Regions from separate parts of the Homo sapiens genome. Here all the other regions are linked to region 1. Evidence: chromatin loops called from intact Hi-C (ENCODE). Cell type or tissue: A673. All regions are shown on one strand.

Region 1 (5,000 bases):
TCATTCGAATATCTAAGTAGTCTGTTTAAAAAATCAGTCTCATGATTTTATGATTAAGTATCATATGATTTACCTTAGGCATGAAGAGCAGAGGAGAAGAAAAATCCCTCCCATTTGTACAGAACCTTATGCTTTCTAAAACACTTGCACAAAATCAAAGGACAATACAAAGAAATAAAGAGGGAGGAAAAGCAGAAGAGCAAGGAATTAAATTATTCTTACAAAACTTTAAAAAAAAAAACACTGCACTGTCAAGAGAGACAGGAAGTCAAAATCTGAGCATATTTCAAGAAGTCGATATCTGAGGATATTTTAGGAAACTCATTGTCAGAGGTTAGGAAGTTGAAACCCATAATGTCCAGTTAACTTACAGATTTCTGAAAGGTTAAATGACCATTCTGAGTGATCACAAAATAATATTAACCATCTACCCCTACAACTTCTTTCTTACGTCAAGGGAAAAAAAACATACCAATTGTGGCACCCATTTTTGGTAGACTCGCTAGAATACACTTATCCCTGCTCCCCTTTCCCTCGGCTTTAAAACATTATTAAAAAAAAAAATGTGTGCTTTCATACTTCCCCCACTCCCACTTAAATCCCTCTGTGAGTTAAGGAAAAGCTGGTTCCTCCCCCTCCGTCCCTCCCCCCCTGCCTCCACCAATCAGATTCCCACCAGCCCCAAATGTGGGAACTGATTGGCAGTTCATCAGCACATATTCTCCATCTCAACAAAGGGATGGGTTCACTTGTAAGCATATGATCTAAGCCAGTCCAATCAGGGGATTTTTTTTCTCGAAATATTGGGATGGGGTTTCCTCTTGCCCTTAAAGCTCACTAGGAACATGTAGTAGCAGGAGCTGCTGACAGCCATCTTTGACCATCAGGGGAGTCAGGTTAAGAATGAAGCTTTACCAAGCAGAATAAAGAGTGGTCCTTGAGTTGCTGAATGGATTAAACCAGGTCTAAGGCTTCATCTAGGCTTGAAGTTTCCAGCTCTGGAAGCCAATAAAATCCCCTTTCAGTTCGCCCATTGGAGTTGGATCTTCTTTTTCTTACAAATAAAAACCTGGGTAATAGCCACAAAAATGCTCTTCCAGCATGAAAATATTGCTTGTGTGAAGCACAATGGCTTTTTTTTTTTTTTTTTTTGAGACGGAGTCTTGCTCTGTCGTCCAGGCTGGAGTGCAGTGGCGCCATCTCGGCTCACTGCAAGCTCCGCCTCCCAGGTTCATGCCATTCTCCTGCCTCAGCCTCCCGAGTAGCTGGGACTACAGGCGCCCGCCACCACGCCCGGCTAATTTTTTCTATTTTTAGTACAGACGGGGTTTCACCATGTTAGCTAGGATGGTCTCGATCTCCTGACCTCGTGATCCGCCCGCCTCGGCCTCCCAAAGTGCTGAGATTACAGGCGTGAGCCACCGCGCCCGGCCTCACGATAGCTTTTAAATCAGCATTTATTCAGCCCTGATAGATGCCAAATGTTTTCACATACATTGTTTTGTTGATTCTTTATATATTTACCCTATCTTTAGATGAGGAAATGGTGGCCCAGGGGGATTCAGTGACTTCCTTTAATAGTCAGGGTAGTTGAACCTGGCTGCTCTAACAAACAGTCATCATATCTCAGCACTTTACCATATATATGAGTATTTCCTGCTCACATCACAATCTAATGAGAATTAGGTGGCTTTCCTGGGTGGGTGTCCTTTAGATGATGATTCATGGATTTGGTTCACCTCCCTTGTGTGATCCTGACGTTTTGGAATATTTTGTTTCCGTTGGTGTGGATTTAGAGACAGAGTGTGTGAAAAATCTTCAGGGAAGCTTCAGAGGTAAGGCCTGGAAGTGTGGCATCACTTTTGCCCACGTCCTACTGTCCAGAATCTAGTAGCGTGGCCAACTGCAAGGGAGGCTGGGGAACAGTCTTCTTCGTGCCCAGAGGAAGAGGGCGAGCATCTCCCTGTCACCCCTGTGGAGGGCCATCCCAGGATCCCTCCTGGTGCAGCTTGTAAGTGGGGCCGGGATTCTAAGCTAACCGTCTCGTTCTACCGACTCCTTCCGCGTCTGTTTCTCTTGCTTCTCTTCCTTTTTCTCCTCCGCCTCCACCCCCCATACACAGTCGTATTTAGCTAATCCCCTCCATACGTAGTTACACTGCTTATGCAAAGGTCAGCTGATATTTCTTCCCTCAGTATCTTCTTAAGGGAAGAAGAAACCCCCAGCCCCCCTGACATTTGATAGAACCACAGAGGCTGTTGTTACTTGAGAAAAATGTTCACCACATAATAATGTATATGAGGAATTGATCATTTACTTACCCTCAAAGCAGATGGACTTTATAAGCAGAAGTGCTCTGTAATGCAGGCATGACTGGGAAGAACAAATCACATTTCTCTGTGTACTTAGGGGAGAAAGAATTAATTCAAATGCAGGGTCTGCCGCTTCAGGTCCATTTACGGAAGCCGCAATCCTGCACTATGACCACCAGGGGGAGCGCTAGGCCCATCCCTGCACAGGTAGCTATTTTTAGAGGTTGCTTCTAGCCTGGAGGAAGAAACGAAAGAAATAAAAGACTATGATACTTTTTTTTTTTAACCGGACCAACTTATAAATTATTTGTAAGTCCAATAAAAGGCAATTATCAACATTTCCTACTATTTCAGGAGTAATATATTCTATGTTAGAAAAAGATGCACTTTATTCCATGGCTATGATTCAGACAATGGGAAATTGGAGACAACCACAGCAAAAAAAAAAAAAAAAAAAAAAAAAAAAGATTGTTACCCTGTGTAAATCTTTGTCTTTAAAACCCAAATCAGAGGATGTGAATTCTGGCCCTAGTGGGCATGAGATATTTGCCCTGAAGGCTGTGGAATTTGATGGGCTGGGGAAGGCGACTGGAAGGTATGTGTGTGATGCGTGTGCAGTAACACTGTGTATAACTCTCATTCTTTCCACAGCACAAGGGAAGTGAGTCAGAGTACTCTTGTCCAAACAACTGAATAGTGAGCAATAGCAAATTGTTTTAGGAAATATAGTTTTATTATTTCTAACTCTGTAGGCATACAATATAATAATGAAGCTCAGAAGATATTCTCATATATGTATGTATATATATATACATACACACAGACATATATATATACACACAGAGAGAGAGAGAGAGAGAGAGAATGTGTGTGTGTGTGTGTGTGTGTGTGTGTGTGTGTGTGTGTGTGTGTGTGTTTCGCTATGTTGCCCAGGCTGGCCTCAAACTCCTGGGCTCAAGAAAATGTGTCCTCCTGCCTCAACCTCCCAAAGTGCTGGGATTACAGGTATGAATCACTACTTCCAGCCAGAAGAGATCCTCTTCTAATAAACAAAATTGTTGTTTTCAAAGAGCCCTCCTATTCTTTCCAATCAATTGTATGAGCATCACTCTCTTGCCAAGCAGCAGTGTCGTGTGATGGGACAAGCATGGTTCCTTGACTCCAGAAAAACAGAGCCTGAACCTTGCCTCTGTGAGTCAGTAAAACTGAGACTTTGGGCAAATAACTGAACCTCCTCCATCTTCGGTTTCTATAATACAATACCTATCTCCCAGAATGAACACAAACCTGGAATGAGACAGTATACATGAGTACCTAGCTCAATAAATGTTAGCTTTCTACTTTGATAAGGTCTCTTGTTTCCCTACAGATGGCAACAAATACATTTGAACAGAGTTGCTGGATTCTACATTGTCACATATTCTGAGTCTGTGGGCCTGGATGAATGAGGTTTTGCTTTGAAGCCATTGTAGGGATGAGGAGTGGGTGAAGGTGGACCCGCTCGGGTGTGGAGGCAGGCTTACCGAATCCCTTAGCTCTAAAGAAAAAGCATGTTTCCAGGGCTATGTGTTCTCCAGAGAACTGAGGCCCTTCACTGAGCTGAGAAGGCCTTTTTCTCAAGCACAGGGAACAAAGCAGCAGGCAGTGGGAATGTGAACCTGTAAACCAAGGCTCCCATCAGCTGCTGTGACTACTTGGAGACCTTTTCCTGACTGTGTGACAAGCAGAACAATAAGAGCTGATAAAGCTCAGAGCCTCTGCTGGGGCAAACGACTGAATGTTTGTGTGCCCCCCAGATTCATAAGTTGAATCCTAACCCCCGATGTGATGATATTTGGAGGCGGGGCCTTTGGATGGTGCTAAGGTTATGAGAGTGGAGCCCTTACAAATGGGATTAGTGCTATTATAAAAGGGGCCATGGCACTATTCACAATAGCAAAGACTTGGAACCAATCCAAATGTCCATCAATGATAGACTGGATTAAGAAAATGTGGCACATTTACACCATGGAATACTATGCAGCCATAAAAAAGGATGAGTTCATGTCCTTTGTAGGGACATGGATGAAGCTAGAAACCATCATTCTCAGCAAACTATCGCAGGGACAAAAAACCAAACACCACATGTTCTCACTCATAGGTGGGAATTGAACAATGAGAACACTTGGACACAGGAAGGGGAACACCACACACTGGGGCCTGTCGTAGGGTGGGGGGAGGGGGAAGGGATAGCATTAGGAGATATACCTAATGTAAATGACAAGTTGATGGGTGCAGCACACCAACTGGCACATGGATACATATGTAACAAACCTGCACATTTTGCACATGTACTCTAGAACTTAAAGTATAATATATAAAAAAAAGGGGGCCATGGAGAGCTACCTCACTGCTTCCACCATGTGAGGTTACAGTGAGAAGCTGGTGTCTGTGAACAAGGATGTGGGTTTTCACTAGACACTGAATCTGCTGGGGCCTTGATCTTGGACTTCCCAGCCTCTAGCAATGTGAGAAATAAAATGCTTGTTGTTTAAGCCACCAAGTCTATGAGTATTCTGGGTTATCATAGCCCGAATGGACTAAGATAGCTAGTGTCTAGGGAACTTGGAGGTGCAACGTGTAGAGCTTGGAAGAAGGTGAGTTGCAGGCATTCTGAAGATTACCAGGACTCTGGGGGTCAGCTCAGTG
Region 2 (5,000 bases), 140 kb after region 1:
AGGCATGCAACAAAGAGATGGTCAGCATCATGTGGCTGCACCTTCCCTGTCATATTATTGATCAGGGAATTATTGGTAACTGTCACTTACCTGGAGCCAGGCAAACTGAGACAGCCCAGGGCAGCACAGAGAAGAAATAGCTCCACCGGCGCCCTCCAAGCCCATGTCCTGGAATTCTTCATTTTCCCAATGTGACAGGAGATGCCACAGAGGCTGCTAGACCCATAACAAGCCTGTGCTGTGAGTGCCACTGTCAGCTTCTGTCCCCAAGAGCAAATAGCTCTGCAAAGTAAACAGAAAGCCACTAGTGACTGGAAACAGACTTTGCACAGACCAAAAACTTACCTGTCACTCTGGAAACCAACCAGAATAATGAAAAATCTGTAGCAGCATGGTGTTTATTCCTCTGTAACTTTAGGGTAAGCTGCCAAGTGGACAGGCTATTAGTGAGGTGGCAAGGACTGTGGGATCTAGGTCTAGACAGCCTGGGTTCAAGTACATTCTCTGCCACTGACTAGGTTGGTGCAAAAGTAATTGCAGTTTTTGTCATTGCTTTTAATGGCAAAAACCACAATTACTTTTGCACCAACCTAACAGCTTTGGACTATGGGCAAGTTGCTTTACTTCTGTGCCTTACTCTCCTTACTTGCTAAGTGGTGAGAATTAAACACGTTAATATAAGGAAATGTTTAGAACAGGCCTATGTTCAGCGCTCAGATATGTCAGCTATTATTACTTAGTAGAATTCAGGGTTTGGAGTCAGACAGGCCAAGGTTTGAATTCCATGTTTGCCTCTTTCCAGTTACATGATGTTGAGCAAGTCAGTAAGAGGCTGTAGGGCTCTAGAACCCATCTACCTGACTTCAAATTGCTTCTGTATGATTCACCAGCTGTGTGGCCAGAGAAAATTACTAACCCTCTCTGGGCCTAAGTTCCTTCATCAATAAAACAGGGATAATAATAATACCAACCTCACCGGGTTGTTGTGAAGATTAAATAAATTAGATTATTATTAATTATTATTGTAATTATAATTAATTATAATTATTATTATTAAATAAATTAGATTTATTTAATCTTCACAACATGTTCAAAACATGTTGAACATTGCCTGGCACATTCTATGTGCACTCTCTATAAGTGAGCTGGTATTTTTATTGACTGTCTCTGATTCTGTTTCTTCATATGTAAAATTAGGAGGACTATGACAACTTACCACTCACAGTTGGGAGAGTCAGACCAAATACTAAATGTGTAATTGTTGAACAAATAGGCATTATAGAAATAACTACATGACACTTTGGGAGGCCGCGGCGGGCGGACCACGAGGTCAGGAAATCGAGACCATCCTGGCTAACATGGTGAAACCCCGTCTCTACCAAAAATACAAAAAAAATTAGCCAGGCATGGTGTTGGGCGCCTGTAGTCCCAGCTACTCGGGAGGCTGAGGCAGGAGAATGGCGTGAACCTGGGAGGCAGAGCTTGCAGTGAGCCGAGATCGCGCCACTGCACTCCAGCCTGGGTGACAGAGCGAGACTCCGTCTCAAAATAAAACAAAACAAAACAAAACAAAAAAAACCCAGGAAATAACTACATGAAAATAATTATCTAAATATATATGTGCTGTTGTTGTTATTGTTTGCATCCCAAAAGATACAAATGACTGAGGTTCTCAAACCTACCTTCCTGAAAACCATCCCTGACTCCCCAGAATCAACATATTAAAGTCCAAACTGCACCAACCTGGCATTTACAAAACCAACCTGCAACGCATAAAGGGCTGAGTCCACGTGTTGGATGGCGTCCTGTTGCTTTTGCTATTGCAGATGTGGGTGAGGAACCTCACATGGGAGAGGCAGCTTGCAAGGTATGAGGGTGGGCTAGTAGAAAGAACACTGGATTTGCTTTCCTTAAACACAGTTACAGAGTTTCTCTAAGACTCTGTTTTCTCATCTGTGAAATAGGGATAATAATTCATTACTACCTACTTGATAAGTTTGTTTTGGGTTTGAACGTACAAAACGGGAAGCCTCCCCCTCCTGCCACCCCTGCCGAGTAGCTGGGTTGGGGTTGGAGAATCAAATAAGGAAGTATAGTGAGGGGATGGATGGGAAAGCCACAGAAGATGGTAGTCCTCTCACATTAATTGTGTCCAAAACACAGAACACAAGTTCTGCTGCCAGACCACCCAGGATGCATTCCAGTTGTCATAAGCCTAGGTGCAAGACTCCATGTCACCGTTGTCCCAAAGGATGAATTGACCTGAACTTTGACGCAATTGATTGTGGTGGTTAATCATTTGTAAACAAGCAGAAACTTGTGTTTCAAGAAAGATCCATGTCCTGTCTCCTATCTGCCTGCCTTTAAGAGAAGCCAAACCCTTAGAAGACAGGGCTCCCCTTCGACCTCCTCAACCTGATGTACTCACGGAGGAGCCTGCAGGTTTAGAGAGGACAGTTACACGAGTGAATCCTGTGCTCTCTCACCTCCAGGATTTTTGCATGCCGTTCCTTCTGTCCAGAGTATGTGCCACTTAGCTAAATACGACTCATTATTCGAGTTTTATATTAATGTCACTTGCTCAAGAAAGCCTTCCCAATAGATTCCCCTGGGGTTCTTAACGCTCCAGGCGCCCCCAGGTCTCCCGGAGTTCCAACCTCATCGCGCCCCCTGGTGGTTTCCCAGTGCAGCTCACCTGAGATCCCGCCTGGAGGACGGCAGCCTCAGGCTTTAGTGATAGTAATACACATATTTTTCAGGGACAGTTCTTAACAATTTAACAGTTTTCCCATACATCATCTTGTTTGATTTTGACAATAAGCCAAGAAACATAATATCATCTTCCAAGCCTCTAAGATGGGGCTTCACAGCTGTTTCCACAGCTGGTTAGTAGGACATCTTTGGCTTGATACACTTTTTTTTCTGACTCCTAAATGCTCCTTTTTCTAGCTCTGAAGCTTCCCCTTGCCCTTAGGATGTGCCAGCACTGCTTTAAGTCTTCACAGTTATCACACCACACTGCTCTTCTGGTCTAGCTGCTCTTACTCAGGGCTATAGATCTCATCTCTGACCATGCGAGAGCTTTGAAACTGATCATATGTCTCTAGGCCTTTAAACGATATGAAGGAATTTGTAACTCTAGGTCTGCGGATCCACTAACAGTTTGTTGTTTTTCCAACTTTTATTGACTGATTTTCCAGGCTCCACCCAGTTCCACAGCCAATGCCACTTTTCATGTTTCTGCTATGGCAGCACTCCACTCCTGGTACCTATTTTTGTATTAGTTAGCTTTTGCTGCATAACAAATAATCCCAAAATTGTAGACTAAAACAATCATCATTTATCAGCTCACAATTCCTTGGGTCATCAAATAGGCCTAGGCTAAAATGGGTGCTGGCCTTGCCTTGGTTCAGCCAACTGGTAGGTCAGCAGGAGCCTGGTTGGTCCAGGATGGCCTTACTCACCTGCCTGATGATTCATTCTGTCTGTCAGTTAGCACTGGCTGTTGGCTGAAGTGATGAAGTAAATGGGCCACATGACTCCAAATAGACTAACTCAGGCTTGATCTCAGGGTGATCTAATGGTTTCAAAAAGCAGCAAGAAAAGACAAGCCCCAGTGCACAAGTGCTTTCCAAACTTCTGCTTGCCTGATGTTTCTTAATGTCTCCTTGGCTGAAGCAATGGCCAAGCCCACATTCAAGAGCTAGAGACAGAGCTTATACCTGTTGATGGGAGGAAGAGCAGAGTCACATTGCAAAGGGGTATGCCTACAATTTTGGAAGGAATTCGTGGACATTCGGCAATTTCTTACAGACATGTGACACTTTCGGGCTGAAGCACTTAAGAGCCAGTGTGCCCTGTCCATTTCTGTCTTCTGTCCTGTGGATTTGGAAGCATGTGTTGACAGAACAATGTCTTATGGTGAAGGAAGCCTAAACCCCTGAGTCATTGGATGGAGGAGAGCCCATGTTGACCCATAAAGGACTTCATGTGAGTTAGAATTCAACTTTTGTTGTGCTATGTTATTGGGATTTGGTGGTTTATTGTTGCTGCAATAATACCTACCCCATTCTGACCAATATACTTTTAATATATTCTTACATTGCATAAAAAATTTGGTGTGTATATACATTTTTCTGGGGGAAAAATCCATAACTTTCCTGAGATTCTCAAAAGGACTTAAGATTTAAAAGAAGTAAAACAAAACAAAACATTTCCTCAAGAGATACAACTTTTTCAGCCAACATAATTATCTGTCTCCTTTTGAAGATCATGTGATATAGTGTGAAGTATTTGAGGATTCAGAAAGACTGAGACATCTCATTTCTCCTGTGACTTAGTTTATATCCTGGACCAACCCCTTAAGCCCTCTAAGCTGTAGTTTACTGAGTTTCAAATGCAGGCTTGTTGATAAAACACTTCAACAATCATTTATTGAGCACCTACTAGATGCCAAGTGCAATGCTACTTGACTGGGTATAAAGATGAGTGTGTAATGGACCTTCCCTATGAAAGCTCACAGCTTAGTGAGATGGGCAGGCACAGTAAAACATCACAGCAGTACAGTGTGACAATGAGAGAGGTTTACACAGCATAGCTCAGGCATCAGCGAAGTATGTGTGTGGCCATTGGAAAAGTATTCTCAGGAATGAGGTGACACTTAAGGGTTAAAGAGGAGTTAGCAAATGAAAGGGAGGGCATGTGGCATTACAGATAAAGGGGTCATCAAAGTTATGATCCAAAGGTGAGGAAGGTCACTGGGTCTGTGGGAACCATAAGCCATTCAGTGTTGCTGTAGCACAGAGTTCAGCATGAGCAATGGAAAGAAATGAAACAGGAGAGGCAGGCAGGAGCCATATCAGGTAGGGCCTGATGAGCATGCTAATGACATGGATTTTATCCAAACTGCAAGAGAAGCTATTGAAGGGTGTTAGGAGGAGAAGAAAAGGGACTGCTTTCTTTGAGAGATTACTCTTGCTACAGTGTAGAGAATGGATTAG
Region 3 (5,000 bases), 1.3 Mb after region 1:
GCCTTATAAACAGACATTCCCAATGCATATTCATGAACACATGCATACAGTAGCCTGGGAAGTGGAATAAAACGATTTTTATTTCTAGGACTTGGGAATGCCTTAAGATGAAGAAGAAAAGAGCTTGGGCTTTGCATTTTAGGCAACAGGAACAGGATTATTTGGAATCACAAAGGTTTGGAAGAACAAAGTGTTTTACAAAACTATATTGCAGCTGAAGCACTGGGTAAGTAATTGAGAGTAGTCGAAGACAGGCAATAACATGAGGTAACATTTAATCAGTACTTACTGAGTGCCAAATACTGTTCTGTGATTAAACATATATGTATATGTATATATTTAAAAGATATAGATACATGTTTTAAAGACATATATGTATATATATAATTTCTCAGTAATCATACAAGTAAATACTGTCATCATGCCCATTTCACAGAAAAGAAAACTGAGGTTCACTAACTTGTTCAAGGCCATTCAGTTAGTAAGTAGTAAAACTTGGCTATGAACTCCAGAATTCATTCCTTAACTACTGCATTGTCACCAAGAGCCTGGTTCAAGACTATTGACTTTATTACTTCTCGATGGAGACCCATTTAAGGCTTTTAAGCTAGGGAATGACATAGTCAGATTTACATTTTAGAAAGATTAGGCTGGCTGCAATATAAAGAATGGGATTTGAGGGGTACAAAAGCAACAACATGATAACCAATTAGGAGGCTTTGCAATGGTCCAGGGAAGAGAAGGGAGGAGGTAACAATAGGTACAGAGGGGCTGAGACAGGTTATTTAGGGGGAAGAGGTAACAATGTTCGGTGATAGATAGGATGTAGGGCATGAAAGAGAGGGAGGTATAAAGGATGATTCTTCAAAGTGCAGAATCAGCCTTGACAGGCAGATCTTGCCCTTAAAGTAACGGGAAAAGAGGATATTCTTATCATGCCAAAGGACAGTGCTATACGAGACTGACAACGATCCTGTCAAACCTCTGCACCCAGGTATATGAATTCAGAAGGCTGATCCAAATAATAGCTATTCTTAAGTCTCTGTCAGCCCACAGCAACCTTGTTTTCTTTTTTTTCTCTATTCTTTTTTTCCTTCTGTTACTCATTTCCTCCCCACCTTCCTTTCTGCCTTTCTTTTTCTTTTAAATAAGTATAATTACATCAGTTTTCATTGTAAAATAACCTGTGCACATACAGAAAATTCAAGCAATTCAGAAAAACGCAAAGAGACTAGAAGTTTCCTAAAATCCCACCTCCTTGAACACCTTAGCGAAGGTCTTTCCAGGCATTCATAATTGCACAGCATACACAAACACATTCACAAACACTCACACTGAAACTCTACTTTTTTATTTTGGAAACCTGTTTTATTTTTCAATTATTCTGTTACAGAAATCTTTTAAAGTCAATGAATATGGATGTAAGTCATCTTATTTAGTGGCTAGGTGGTATACATTGTATGTATACATTATAATAAGGAATATGTGTACATTGCCTGTATACATTATAGTCTATTACAAAAATGGATTCAGCTGCTGCCAAGGGAAGGAATTGCAGCTGCCAAAGTGAAGAAGTATGTCTATACCTAGACTCTAGGTCAGTGGTTCTAAACCAGGGGCGATTTTGCCCTCCAGGGAACATTTGGCAATGTCTGAAGACAGTCTTAATTGTCACAACTGAGGGATTGGTACTACAATTTAGTAGGTAGAGGACAGGGTGCTGCTAAACATCCTACAACACACGAGACACCATCCCCCAAGAAAGAATGACTCAGTCCAAAATGCCAAAGTGGAGAAACCTATTCTAAGTTAGCCCTGCGAAAACCGGGAAGCAAACCAGGAGCAAGTCCTGCCTGGCCCTATCCAGTCATGGAGTCTCCCTCTAGCACCCTCTACTGGCAGAGCCTAAGAGGGAGCCAGTGGACAAAGATAAAAATTTCATCACGAAGTTAAGAACAAAAGGATAGCGTTGTAACTAAGTGCCAATAACTTAGTAACTGGCACAAACATTGCAGGTCCGGTTCTCAGAGCAAGCAATGACATGACGGTAGATATGGGAATGACATTTGAGAGAAAGACTCAGTAGCCAGGAGTGCGTGAAGCAAAGCAAAACCTATTACAAGTTCCAGGAATAGCCAAGTGAAGAGATAGACAAATCCTCTCTCTCCACAACATCTATAAAGCTGGACAAAATTAGCAAAATCAACCATCCCAGAGTTGGAAGTTGAACAACAGCATATAACGACCTGAGAAACATTTATGTTTGAAAATCTGCTGAACTTTGGGTCAGAACAGGGGGAATCTGGTGCCTGCTTGCCTGGGACTGAACTCCTTCCCAATCCATATGGAAGCTCGAAGAGGGCAGGATGAGCCTAAAGACCACAACTTTTCTGCCAGGTAAATGTGGACTCACCAGGCTCAAAAAGGTGGGAGATGCCCATGCTCAAGTGTATTTTCAGCAGAAGTGATGACCCAAGGCAGCCAGCAGTGAGGGTCAATAACTCCACTGGTCTGACAGAGACGTATTCCTGCCTGAGGCTGCTCATCTGGCATAAGCTGTTCACACACTCCTGGCTGATCTTGAGGCTGAGAACATGCACATAGCTCACAAGAAAAAGCACAGTGTAAATTCAAAGCCAGAACAGCTTTGAAAAATACCCAAACTTTTAATATGCTTTTCTACCCACACATAGTTCCAAGAAAGTCTTACTAGCTTGAAGTATTTGAACACAACCTCTGTCCACTCTGACTGCTGAGCTATGCAAACACGTGGCAACCCTTAGGCTTAAAAATAAAAACATGAGTGAAAAAAGCAAAACTAAGTGGAGACATCATCAGCCATGCACTGTGTGGGGAGGGTAATGAATTTCACAGATTTAGCCCATGAAAGCTACTAAACAACTCAAGAGAGCTCAGCTTAAAAAAAAAAAAAAAAAAAAAGATGAGTGATCAAAGGTCAGAAGAGCTCCTTTTCTAAATTCCAAATCTCATATTCACTTTTAAGGCTTTACATCACATCTCCAAGCAATAGTGGATACAGATAACTTTATTTCCACTTAAGTTCTCTATTTTGCAAAGTTGGCTTGGGAGATACTGAAATCAGTGGTGAGTATGTGTCAGCAAAGAACATATCAAAATAGCTGATGGTATTTCTTCAAAAACATCTCTCTGATCTGAAGTATAGATGAGCACATCCACTCAGAACAGGCATTTAATGCAAAGGCTTTTCCAGTCGGCTCTGATTTTTCAAAGCCCTTCTGAGTTTTATAGCTTATAATAGCATCCTTTTTTAAAAAATGAAATCTGAACAATTATTAAAATGTAGCATGCCAATGAAGGAAAAATTGATGTGATTCTCATGCACACATGATAACACATTACGAAATGCTACCAGTGAGATGAGTGTTGGGACAACCAGGATGTGGCTGCAGCCTTAGGCCTGGACACTACCTCCAGTTCTCTAACACAATAGAATAAAACAAAAAGGAAGAGTCCTCAATAATAAGCTATCCCACCCTTTATTAAATGCAAGAATCCCCTCCACTATATCCTCATGAGCTCCTTTCAGCATCTGCTTAACATATATAATGAATACAGAAGATTACTTTAGAATAGGGGTTAGGTCTGGGGTTATATCTATTTGGTAGATGTATTTCATTTGGCTAACATTTAAAAAAATGTTAGCAATATTTTAAAATTAGGAAATGTCACACAAAAACTTGATTTTCTAACTTTTAAAGGAAGCATAGTTCTGGCCACTCTAGGCCCCATTTCCACATGGAAACAAAATGAGACTGATTAACAAATGCTCCTTTTGAAAGGGGCCCGGACCCCCTAGCTCACCAAGGTCCTGACCACTGCCTAATGCCCATAGGACCACATTAATCGCCACATTCACACTGTTGCTTTTTCTTGAAGTAAAGACAGACAGATGTGTCCCAGAACTCTCTCCACTGAGGGGAAGTGAAAGGCAGACTGAACCTGCTCTGGTTTTCTACATCAAGATTACTCACCAAGTGCCTGGCCCGGAGGGATGTGAGAGTGTGACCCCACTGTGTGAGGAACCCTCAAGGACCTCCTTCCCATTAGTCACCTCTCTCCATCTGTTTGCCATATAATTCCTGCAAACCTCCCCGATTCTCTGTACATCCTTTTATCAGTCTGCAAAAGGAGGCTCTCTTCTCGGTCCTCGCTCCCTCTACCTGACAGGAATGCCTTAGAAGCCACTTGATAACATCTGCAAAAGGGCGGCGAGCTTCCCATATGTAAGTAGATACAACAGAGCATGCATGTTACCATGTTGAGTGTTATTAAAGTTGCTTATCTACCTCCAAGTGACACTCTCATATAAGTGGCTAGCAACTCATGTTCAGATAATGCTAAGCAGTATTCCAAGCCTAGACCACAGGATAGACCTATAAACCAACTAAAATTTTGTAGAGAAAATCCCAGAGTGGGCAGAGGTTTTGGGGATCAGTGAAGAATAAGAGGAAAGAGAACTCTGTTTTAACCACTGTTGTAAAGATAAGAAATGGGCAGACAGGAGGTCCTGGATCTGGAAGACTATGTTGCTGTCATTGATTGTGGGCTTACTGTATGCTACACATCTTATGTGTGTGGCCTCATTTAATTCTTTGTAAAACTCCATGAGATAGCTGTTGTTGTTTTCAGTTCACCATGAAGAGCCTGAGCCTTAGAGAGACTAAGTAATGTTTTTAAGGACACATGGTTAGTAAGTAAGTGGAAAGACCAGGGTTCAGCTTCAGGGCCTGGATTCTTAATTGCTATGCAATTTTGCCTCTCTGTACTTAAAGAGGAAGAGAAGAAGTCACATTTATTAATCAATGACTATACATCAAGCTAGATATGATTTTGTATTTTTAAAGCTCTATTGAGATATAATCTACACACTGTAAAATTTACTGGTTTTAAGTGTACAATTCCAAGATTTTCAGTAAATTTACATAACCGTGCAACTATCACTGCAATCTAGTTTTAGA
Region 4 (5,000 bases), 1.2 Mb after region 1:
TACTCATTACTGCCATACCGAGGGGGTAAGGGCTAATGGACTGCTGGTCCAGGGGGACGGTCTGCAGCTTCACGCAGCTCTCTCCACAGCATCCAGGCCTGAACCTGTGACCCCAACTCCGCGAGCGGGGCTGTTACCCACTCTTGAGACTGCCGGCATTAAGATCCTCTCATTACTGGCCATGCAGATTGTTCCCGGCGATAATGAGGTGGCAAGAGAAGAAACCATCCTGGGGGAACTTCTGAGAGCCAAGCCTTCGACAGTAGATGAATTCCTAACCTGCCATTTTAAAAACTGTCTCTCCAAATTGCTAGGAATATTTTTTTTCCAGGGAAGCTTTGACCCTTCTCTTTATCTTTCTTTTTAGACTATGTGCTGAAAGAGGTAGAAATCCATACTCACTCACCCCTTTCTTCCCTTGCATCTTTGTTTTCATCTCCATCCTTCTCTTGCCTCCTTTCTCTCCCTTTTTGCCTCTTTTCCCTTTTTCCCCTTTGTTCCTTCTCTTTTTTTCCATTTATTCTCCTATCCTTTCACACAGCATAGAGATGCAAGCTTTGGAACAAAATACATTATGGGTCCAAATTGCAGCTCTGCTCCCTGGTAATTAGGGATTTGGGCAAGATTATCAATTTTTTTTTTTTTTTTTTGGAGCCTCTGTTATTTATCTGAAAATGGAGACTAAAATTTTCAGGGTTTTAAGGTTATTAAATGACCTTATTTATAGAAAGAGGCCTGTTAAGGTATATGGGCACATAACTGGCATAGAATAAATGCAGGTACCTTCCTGTATTCAGCAAGGCTTTATTGAGTTAAGTCCATGATATATGTAAAGTCCTGTGGTAGATACCAGAGACAGAATAAGTTTTGGTTTCTTCTGTTAAGTAAGTTTTCCATTTTGATACTGAAGAAAAGCCTGGGAATTCTGGATTTTCTTAAACTAAATAAAGATAAATATTTTTCCTAGTGTATATCAAATATCCAATTGGCTATAACTAACTTCTTTTCTCAAAGCTAAGCAAACTGAGGCAAAGGACATCACGGCAATTGAAATGTTTATATCGTCCAAATCATTTACTTGGGTGACATCTTGTCCCTCCCATAGAACACATTTACATAAAGAAGAACTTCTTTTTTTGTTGTTGATTTTATTTTCTGTTGATTTTTTTTTCGAAGGTAGGATTATGAACTACTTTAAGGCCCTCTGAAACTAGGAAGGATGTGAGTAAAGTACAATGTCATATCATTATTTTTATTTGCATTTTTTAAATTACTAATGAGGTTGAACACATTTCCACATTAGTTTCAAGGTACTTAGCTAGAACTTGTTTTACAATTTTAATTGGTTACTGTCCATCTGGTATCTTCTCTACTATGCCATGAGCTTCCAGAGAACAGAGCCTGAGCAGCACTTGTCTTGGTATCCTTTGTGTGGTGCAGTAAACAAAGCATCTCACACAGACTGGATGCTGTAGAACAGAGCTCCTGCCATGTGCCAGCCACTGGTGCTGGGGATAGAGGGATGGGAGCTCTCAGAGGTACACTCTTTAAGTCCAGGGATACCTACAATTTCTGGGCCACTCACTGAGTGGAGAAGAACTGATTTTGTTTGAAACTGAAGTTCAAAGCCCAGCCGTGCCACTTACTGGTTGTGTGACCTTGGGCAAAGTTGCTTCATCTCTTTGAGCCTCAGTTTCTTTAGCTGTAAAATAAGGACAAGCTCCAAGATCCCTCCAAATTCTTACCATGACATGATATTTGTATAATATATACATAGCCTGAAAATGAGATTCAAACTTTAGTTATTTTGGAAATTCTGTTTTATTATGCCATGGATTGTGTCAAGCAGTTTCACCCAAAAGAAATATAGCATGGGCTATGAATGCAAGCCACATATGTCACCTTAAATTTGCCACTTAGCCACATTTAAGTAAAATAAAAAAACAGGTGAAATGAATTTTAATAATATATTTTCTTTAATCCAATATATCTAAACTGTTATCTTTCAACATATCCAAACTGTTATCATTTCAACAAGTGGCACTAGCCACATTTCAGGTGCCCAATAGCCACGTGTGGTTGGACAGTGTGGTGTGAAGTGTGGCACCAGGGAGGTGGGCCTTCGCTGCTGCTGCTGCCCTCTGGTGGATGTACAGGTGAGTGGCATCTCACAAATGAGGGGTGTGGGTGCAATGAAGCCACCAGCCCCTGTGTCCTACTAATCTTTATCATAGCCCCTTCACTCCTCTCATTGAAAGCATAGATACTAATTTTGATTTTTTTTAACCCATTCGCTTGTTTATGGTTAAAGAGCCACCTCTCATTCACTAGTCAAAGTAATCACATTGAATTACAGCAGAGTAGAATAAATGAAAGATCTTCACGCAATTCCATACATGTGAGAAATATGGGCTCTTCTATTGACACTCTCTCAGGCCAGGAACTTAACTAGATCATCTCTCTGCCTGAGTTGAAAGTCCAGTCAACAACTGTTTATCCGGCATCCAAGAAAAAGGAAACATAAATAACCTGAACTACTTTTTTTAAGGCATTTATTCAGCATCACGATCAGACTATTACATTTAGCAATCAACAGCATGGGTGCAAAAAAAAATCTACATTAAAACCCTTTGTTGGAATGCTTTACACTTTCCACAGAACAGCAACTAAAATAACCTGTTATACAATTAGTCACAAATATAGTCCTCAAGTTTTTTGCCCATATACATGAGTATTTGTCTAAAACATGTCTTCTTTGCAGCAGCTAGGCCCTGCCACCACTGTGTTTGGCTGAGTTCACAAATCTGTTGTAACCTATAGCTTCCCTGTCACTTCTCTGGCTCTTCTCTCCTGCTAAGCTTTGTTTCCTAATTAAAATCTTCTGCCACTGCCACAGCTACTGCTGCTACTGGAACCGCCATAGCCACCTTGGTTTCACAGTTTGGCAAAGTATTGGCCTCCACCGCCATAGGGGCCAGAGCTTCTGCCTCCAAAATCTCCCCCCTTCATGGGTCCAAAATTTGAAAACTGATTGTTTTAATTGCCCAAATCACTGTAGCTTCCACCACCTCCAAAACTGCTTCCACTGCCACTGCCAAAGCTACCTCCACCTCTATTGTTATAGCTGTCATAGCTGCCACTCCCGCCATAGCCACTGCCCTGGTTTCCATAACCCTGTCCACCACTTCCATAGCCTCTGCTTCCTCCAGAGTAACCAGGGCCACTTCCTCCATAACCACCATAATTGCCAAACCCATTATAACCATCCCCACTGCCACCATATCCACTGACATCACAGCTGCCACCAAAGCCACCATGACCACTAAAGTTTCCTCCACAACCAAAGTTGTCATTCCCACTGAAACCACCTCCACGACCACCACCAAAGTTTCCAGAACCACTTCACCTCTTTGGCTGGATGAAACACTAGCCATCTCTTGCTTTGACAGGGCTTTCCTAACTTCACAGTTGTGGCCATTCACAGTATAGTATTTCTGAATGACAGTCTTATCCACGGAATCATGGTTGTCAAAGGTTACAAAGGCAAAGCCCCTTTTTCTTTGCCACTGCCTCAGTCAGTCATGATTTCAATCACTTCCATTTTTCCAACTGTTAAAAATAATCTCTTAGGTGATGTTCTTCAGTGTCTTCTTTAAAACCACCAACAAATACCTTTTTCACAGTTAAGTGGGCACCTGGTCTTTGGGAATCTTCTCTTGAGACAGCTCTCTGTTTCCACAACTCTTCCACCCACCTTGTGTGGCCTTGCATTTGTGGCTGCATCCACCTCCTCCACAGTGGCATATGTGACAAACCCAAAGCCCCCGGAGCACTTGGTGTTTGGATCTCTCAGGACCACACAGTCCGTGAGCGTTCCCTATTGCTCAAAATGGCTTCTCAGGTTCTCATCAGTGGTGTCAAAGCTCAGCCCTCCAGTGAAGAGCTTCCTAAGCTGTTCGGGCTCTTTAGGAGACTCTGACTTAGACAGGATGGCAGGGAGAAGAGAGACTTTAACGATGCTTCTTCGGCGGCATCCACGGGCAGAAAGGAGCAAGCTGACGAATGTATCTTAACCTGAACTATTTTTGCACTTCTTTCCGATAATAATTATGCTCAGAGTCATTCAGCAACCACATTGAAAGGTTCTATGGGGCCTTCTGCATCATTGCAGAAGGAATTGATTGTGTCTGGTAAATTATAATTCTTTCCAAATTAGAACCAAGTATATGACATAGGTTGTGACCTGCTGGTAAGTAGAATATTTGATTAGCTGGAGAAAATTATTTTGGAATAGAAGAAAGAGCATGGATTTTGGATCCAGACTTAGATTTGACTCTTAACTATGTTATTTGCTATATGACCTTGAGTTTGAAATTTAGTCTCTTTAGATTTTAGTCTTCTTATCTGAAAAATAGAAATGATACCTCACATTGCAGGATAGTTTTAGTATTACATGATCACTATTTATTCAATAGATACTTATTGAATACATATTATATGCCTGGCATACACGCATATGCACACACACACACACACAGCAGTGAACAAAATAGAATCCACCTCTCCTTTCTTGGGGCTTTTAGCCTGGTAGGGAAAGAAATTATTTTGAAAAAACCATTAGTGTTTGAAAAGGGGGCATGCAGGAAACCATGAAGGCATGAAGTTGGGAACCGTATGGAATCTCATGCAGGGAACTCTAAAGAAGTGATATTAAATGGAGACCATAACAATGAGTAGAGATCATCTAGATAGAGGATTGTATGGAGAAGTGTAGAGGGTGTATAAGGCAGTATTCTAGGCCAACAGAATAGCACGTACAAAGGCCCTGAGTTAAAAGAGAACATAGATCAGTTGAGCATCTGAAAGTAATACAGTCCAGAACAGAAAGAAAAAGCAATGAGTCTGAAATTTATCGGGCCAGTTACAACAGGCTCTCGTGAGCCTATAAGAGTTTGGTACTATATTCAAAGAGCATGGAGCTATTGGAAGATATTAAACAG

The links. Peaks named below come from ENCODE experiments on the same cell type or tissue, not always from the same donor. Only the 100,000 strongest peaks of a DNase experiment are listed, where the experiment ranks them.
Region 2: a loop joins it to region 1, with 13 times the contacts of the local background. A loop is called at or near these places in 28 of 110 quality-filtered maps.
Region 3: a loop joins it to region 1, with 7 times the contacts of the local background. A loop is called at or near these places in 47 of 110 quality-filtered maps.
Region 4: it touches region 1 in a loop (4-fold over the local background); 60 of 110 quality-filtered maps call a loop at or near these places.

What each region holds. Positions count from the first base shown.
Region 1 is chr1:56,829,578-56,834,577 of GRCh38, forward strand. No RefSeq gene overlaps it. Among named protein-coding and RNA genes, the nearest start is that of FYB2, 13 kb to the left of the region's middle. In A673, a CTCF peak has its summit at 2,482 (motif pointing right); DNase peaks (open chromatin) are centred at 2,504 and 2,874; H3K27ac peaks cover 857 bases.
Region 2 is chr1:56,965,767-56,970,766 of GRCh38, forward strand. It overlaps C8B (complement C8 beta chain), which reads right to left and starts at 249. Exons shown (of 12, transcript NM_000066.4): 1 at 91-249. The coding sequence starts at 182. LOC112267900 (a long non-coding RNA gene) reads left to right here. Exons shown (of 8, transcript XR_007066117.1): 2 at 3,814-3,990. In A673, a CTCF peak has its summit at 2,678 (motif pointing left); a DNase peak (open chromatin) is centred at 2,655.
Region 3 is chr1:58,161,271-58,166,270 of GRCh38, forward strand. It overlaps a transcript of DAB1 not described here. Among named protein-coding and RNA genes, the nearest start is that of DAB1-AS1, 300 kb to the left of the region's middle. In A673, CTCF peaks have their summits at 1,907 (motif pointing left) and 2,107; a DNase peak (open chromatin) is centred at 1,871.
Region 4 is chr1:58,045,304-58,050,303 of GRCh38, forward strand. It overlaps a transcript of DAB1 not described here and the pseudogene HNRNPA1P6. Among named protein-coding and RNA genes, the nearest start is that of DAB1-AS1, 190 kb to the left of the region's middle. In A673, CTCF peaks have their summits at 2,152 (motif pointing left) and 2,351; a DNase peak (open chromatin) is centred at 2,118.